Regions from separate parts of the Mus musculus genome. Here region 2 is linked to region 1. The links are chromatin loops, found by intact Hi-C in ENCODE. Cell type or tissue: gastrocnemius. All regions are shown on one strand. Each heading gives the region's core, and the rest is flanking DNA. Links, peaks and the distances in the headings are about the cores only.

The links. Peaks named below come from ENCODE experiments on the same cell type or tissue, not always from the same donor. Only the 100,000 strongest peaks of a DNase experiment are listed, where the experiment ranks them.
Region 2: a loop joins it to region 1, with 4 times the contacts of the local background. A loop is called at or near these places in 8 of 42 quality-filtered maps.

What each region holds. Positions count from the first base shown.
Region 1 is chr6:52,304,502-52,307,416 of GRCm38, reverse strand. No RefSeq gene overlaps it. Among named protein-coding and RNA genes, the nearest start is that of Evx1, 7.5 kb to the left of the region's middle. In gastrocnemius, for the core only: a CTCF peak has its summit at 1,356; a DNase peak (open chromatin) is centred at 1,344; H3K4me3 peaks cover 778 bases; H3K27ac peaks cover 205 bases.
Region 2 is chr6:52,599,869-52,602,783 of GRCm38, reverse strand. All of the region lies in intron 4 of Hibadh (3-hydroxyisobutyrate dehydrogenase), which reads left to right. Among named protein-coding and RNA genes, the nearest start is that of Gm33047, 22 kb to the right of the region's middle. In gastrocnemius, for the core only: a CTCF peak has its summit at 1,456 (motif pointing right); a DNase peak (open chromatin) is centred at 1,470.

The sequences.
Region 1 (2,915 bases), core at 286-2,785:
GCTAGAACCTGGGGCTCTACACATGCTAATCAGGCACTTTGCCACTGGGACATAACCCATATCTATTGCTTTGCACTTAACATTGGGGTGGGAGGGTGAGAGAAGAGTCTGGCTGTGTAGCCTAGGCTGATAGGAGTTCCAGCCATAGAGTTCAGACTGGCCCCAACTGGATGAGTCTCCTGCTTCTCTCTGCATGTACCCCTATACCAGTGCTTGCTCTGCTTTTTACAATTTTCTCCAAAGGCAAGCCTTTCCATGAGCTGAAGGACTTGAGTCAGCTCTAACTTTCTCATACAGTGTCCTTGCCCTGTTCACCCCATTCACTGATGGTAATAAGAGGGAGACCCACTGTAATATCAGACTAAGGAGTCTACAAGGAATCTGAATTGACCCTAACCAAACCCTTTGAGTGCTGGTCTCTGTCTTCTCTGGATCCCCAGCCTAGGAAGATGTCAACACCCGGTTCCTCTTTCCCAGTCCTTTGTCCCAGATAGGAGATGCATGGAGCCAGACATCCAGCACCAGTGATAACTGGGTGGGAAAAATGCCCCTGCACTCCGTAGTCGGCCTGGAACAGCAAGTCTAACTGGTCTGTGCAGCCAAACCTCTCTTTGGTTTGGTTTGGAGATTTGTGGAAGCTGACTTTCATAGTGTCCACTCCCAACCCAGACTGACCAACCTCCAGGCTAATTGAGCTTCACAGTCTCTGAGACGAAAAATGGTCTCAGATTGAGAGGCACGCAGCTAGAAGTGAATGAACGATTTTAACTTAAGTCAAGAAGCTTCCAAAGGCCAGATTAGGACATTTTCCCTGTGCTCTCAAGGACCAGAAACTGTATCACATCACATTCCCCAACATCCAGGTAATCAGATGCTTCAGGTATGGAAAGATCTGGACAAGGGCCACCCTTCCCGAATTGGCTGGGTGGCTGCGGCTACGGCTGTTAAGCAGAGAATACAGAAAGTACAGGAAAAAATAGTTAACCCGCAGGGTGCCTCATTGTAGACAAACTGCTCGCTCCCAGGCCCTGAGGGTGTGCTGGTGCTGCGACCTTGGGACACAGGGTGGATCAGATTGTGGCAGCGAGCGAGACATGGAAGTGATGTCAGCTCAGAAAACAAGCGCCGCGGGCTAGGAGAGTACTGTGCGCCCCGGCTGACTCGTCATGGCGTCTATATCCCTTCCGTTCACCATCACAGCGGCACCAGGTGCAGCTGCACAATCCCCTAAATGTCCCTTTCAAGCTGAGAGCCAGTCAGGCGTCCCATCCGGTCTTTGCAGCCCGGTCCTGTATCCTCCGCCCCTTGCTGCTGCGGTGACAAAGCACCGCTCACGAACTGCTGTCTTGGTGCGCCCCCCACTGCCGATCGCCAGAGGCGGAAGTCGCATCCTCACTGGCTCAAATGCCAGGGTTCTGCCACTACAGGCACGTGAATCCTGCATAGCTAGAGGTCGGTTGATCATGGCACGGTAGTGAGCCTCGCTCCTGGTGCGTCTGCCCTGGGGTTAGACTCCAGGAGAGCTGGATGCGAGGTCTCCGCCCACATAGTCTCGGTTCCAAAGACTGGTAATTAACTACAGGTGGGAAAATGGACCTATCTCTCTTATGCCACCCTGCCTCCTCCCCAGTCATTTGAGAACCAACGCAGAAATACCCCCCACCCCCGTAAGAACTGTAGCAAGCATACAGTTATAGGATAGAAGTCGTTATAATTTTCACTTGTCAGCCAATATATCCACTCAGTCCAGTCGTGTTCCCAGCGTGCATTGTTCCACTTGATAAGACTCAGCCAGCCCAGGCTGTGGAGCCTCTGGATATTGCTTTGCCTACAGGTCTTGGACAACTCTTTCCTTACTTTTTGAGGCCTATTGATCAACAAGCAACCCTTCTCAGATTCACCTAGACAGTGGTCTTGAAGTGTGGTCTGTACAGCATCTGGGAACTCCATTCTGGGATCTTCTGAATCAAAAATTCTTAGCCTTGGGTTCAGTAATATGTTTCAACAAGCCCCTCAAATGATTACAAAGCACATTCAAGATTAGAAGTGCTGCTCTGTAGATTTCATCACGTCTGTGGTCCTTTGCCTGAGATGGGTTTCTAAAAGAGTACCTTAAAGGTTGCACACACATACACACGTATGCATATTTGAGTATCTCTATTCTTTATCACTTCTAAGTAGCTCTTTTGTTGTTGTTTTGATTTGTTTGTTTTGTGTTTCATTTTTGGAGACAAGTGGTTGTTTGTTTGTTTGTTTGTTTCTGTGTAGCCCTGACTGTCCTGGAACTCACTTTAGGTTAGGCTGGTCTCCAACTCAGAGATTGCCTCTGCCTCTGCCTCTGCCTCTGCCTCTGCCTCTGCCTCTGCCTCTGCCTCTGCCTCTGCCTCTGCCTCTGCCTCTGCCTCTGCCTCTGCCTCTGCCTCTGCCTCTGCCTCTGCCTCTGCCTCTGCCTCTGCCTCTGCCTCTGCCTCTGCCTCTGCCTCTGCCTCTGCCTCTGCCTCTGCCTCTGCCTCTGCCTCTGCCTCTGCCTCTGCCTCTGCCTCTGCCTCTGCCTCTGCCTCTGCCTCTGCCTCTGCCTCTGCCTCTGCCTCTGCCTCTGCCTCTGCCTCTGCCTCTGCCTCTGCCTCTGCCTCTGCCTCTGCCTCTGCCTCTGCCTCTGCCTCTGCCTCTGCCTCTGCCTCTGCCTCTGCCTCTGCCTCCTGAGTGCTGGAATTAAAGGCACTGGGGATGCAGCTCAGCTGGTAGGATGCATGCCTAGAAGGCGTGAGGTTCTAGGTTTCACTACCAGCATGGCATAAACTAGGTGTGGCAGCCCATGCATGCAATCCCAGCACTCAGGAGAGGAAGGCAGGCAGGTCAGAGGTTTGAAAGCATTCTCCATATGAGGGGCTGGAGAGATAGATGCTCAGGGTTGG
Region 2 (2,915 bases), core at 184-2,683, 300 kb before region 1:
ATAAACAGCTCAAAAAAAGAATAGTTTATTTCTTGTAAACACTCAGATTGTTGAAAGAACTATTTTGATTTAAAATCCTGTGTAGAGATGAGATTTTTCTAAAATTCAGAAATAATTTTAAGAAAGACATAATAGTAACTATGTAACTGACTTTTGGACCTGGGATTTGTAATAGCAAACTTTGAATTAGTACTTAAAAATATTTGATGATATCTCACGGTCTTTAATTGGTTTGAACTTTGATATTCTTATTAGTACTCATATAAAAACAAGTTTGCATGATCCAACATCTACATCTTAGACCTTGCACTCTGTCTACGCTGCAACAGTGAGGCTAATGGGAAGGAGTCCATATCTGACTCAGAAGAAGCAGGCTCATTGCAGGCTTGAATAGGGTGGCAAGACCAACCAGGACTCCAAGCTTGTGGGAAGGGAGAGAAAAGCTTTGCCCTTCTCTGTTCGGCTGCTGGGTTTGTACTGAAAACTGTAAAGTTAAACTTTTTGGAATCGTTACTATCCCAAGTGGGAATATAAACTATATTGAACAAAATTTATTTAGCTTGTTAAAAAGTCAACATAAAACTGTGGTTAATTAGTTTATATTATTACATCACTTATAGTAGAGGCTCAAACTAGTACCCAGTAAGAGGAGCTGCCTCAGGTGAGCTGCCCGATGTTTGTATGGGGCTTTAAGATAATGATGAGTTTAAATTCCCTCTTAGAGCTAAGTGAGAATAAAACTAGAGGCAATAAATATTCTTGGCCAGGGCCATTAAATGAAAAAGCTGGGAATTCTCCAGCTCTTGACTTAAATTGTTTGTTTATCAGCTGGCGCCTAGTCTGGAGTCAAGAGCTGGAGATGTCTATCTGTGACAGAACTTTGAAACTCTTGCAGGACACTTTCATTTCAGCTGAAGGTAACTTGAGTTTATAGCTTTGGCTTTAAAGATTACTAATGATTTACTCATTTCCTTACTATTTAACCAGAGTGGACTTTTTCCCAGGAAGGGATCTGTGTTTATTTAGGGCTTTTGTCTGCGGAGGGATTAAAAGGCAGCCCACCAGCATTGTGAACTTGATGGTAATAAAAGGTCACCAAAACACACCATAAAAACATTCTTACCATGGAATTAATTATACAGTGTAATTTTACAAAGCAACTTGGTTACCCCAGCCTTATCCCCCTTCCTAAACATTCTCTTATTTGAAATGAAAACTTAAGTACAAAATTGCTTTGTGAAAAAATGTATTGCTGCTTTTATAATTTAAAGACTGAGGAAACCATCATGTGCATACATGCAGTTAATTGCTTAGAGGCTTTAAAGTTTCTAAATACATACGATTTTTCAACGGTAGAATAAAAATTCATTTGGGAGGACGGTAGAATAGTTGAAAGATGTAGTTGATATTTCAAGGAATGCACGACTTCTGAACACATATGCCCTGCTAAGAGTTTATCTGTGCCACCAGGGGGCATTGCATGCAAACCTGCTTGTGAGAAAGGGAGGGTTTAAGATATTTTTTGTTTGAGAAGATGTAAGACATTTCCTAGATTTTTGCTTTTGAAGTTGGCTTAAAAATACATCTGATAGTAAGCTAATTAAGTGTCCACAGAGAGTTGAAAAGACTTCTGAGGGTTACAGATAATTTATTTTTAGGTTGATTCTGAAAGTAAATCAAAGTGGACATTTACAGAGATTACCTTTTTTAAAGAAAATAAGATGAATATGATGTTTGTTGCTGTTAGTGATGTTAAACTGTTCTAAGAAGAAGGGATCCTGCTTGTAAAAATCCTCGAAAATATTTCAAACCCCCCTAGTGCTGCAAATTAACCCACACCGTCATGCACACATGTGCACACACACACACCACTACACCACACCACACCTGTTAGAAATGTTTGTTGGCAGGCTGTACTGATGAGCCTTTTTGAGAATACGGAGAGACCTTTTTGAAAGCTGCAGGTTGGCCCTTACACAAGCCTGACTGTGGGACTCATTAGGCAGTTCATGCTCATGTCTTAAAAGCTGTTTTAGGAAAATAAGTTCTTAAGTTTCCTGTACTGGCTTTCAACGAATCTTTATAGCTTTTTTGAATTAGCTCATTTTAAAAAGGTGATAATATAAAACAAAAAAGCACCTCATTATAAATTTTATAAAAGTGATATGTTTTCATTAAACTGAATACCATGTTGTATTTTTATGAGCCATTAAGTATAAATTAATAAATGGTACCAAAACCAATTGAATTATTTAATACAAATGTCTAGTTGGAAGAAATGCAGTTCCCTGTACATTATCTTGATTTTTGTACTTTAAAAATGTATTCTTGCCATGTAGAGGTGGCTAGTACTTAGCTTTGCTCTCTGCTTTATGAAGTTTACTTACTGTATGCACTTGCCTTTTCTCGGAGGCTTCTTGCTGTGTGAAGCCTAGCCACTGTGATGCTGCCGTTTAGCAACAAAGTAAAACCTTTCCCTCTCACACGGTAAATTATTAAAGCTCTTTCCTCTACTGTTGACTCTTTCTTATATTGTGAATTATTTGGTTAGCATGTGAGTTGCACTAAAAGTAATTCTATTCCATATTGTTAGAGATTTTCTTTGCATTAAAATAACTTCACATTTGACATTTGACCTGCATATTTTACTTTTTAACTTGATACAACAGTCTGCTTCTTGGCTTTGTTGTATGCTAATATTTCTACTTATTTTACATCAGAAGCTGCTGTGGTTTTTCTGTAGTTCTATAATTGTCTCTGCTGGCCATGAATTGTATCTTAGCTTGTCAGAATTTCTTACCCAGGCTTTTGTGAGCTTTGTAGCCAACATTTTCAAAAAGTCACATTTGACACAGTAAACTGGGTTAACAAAAAATGTACTTATAATGATATATATATATATGTGTGTGTGTGTG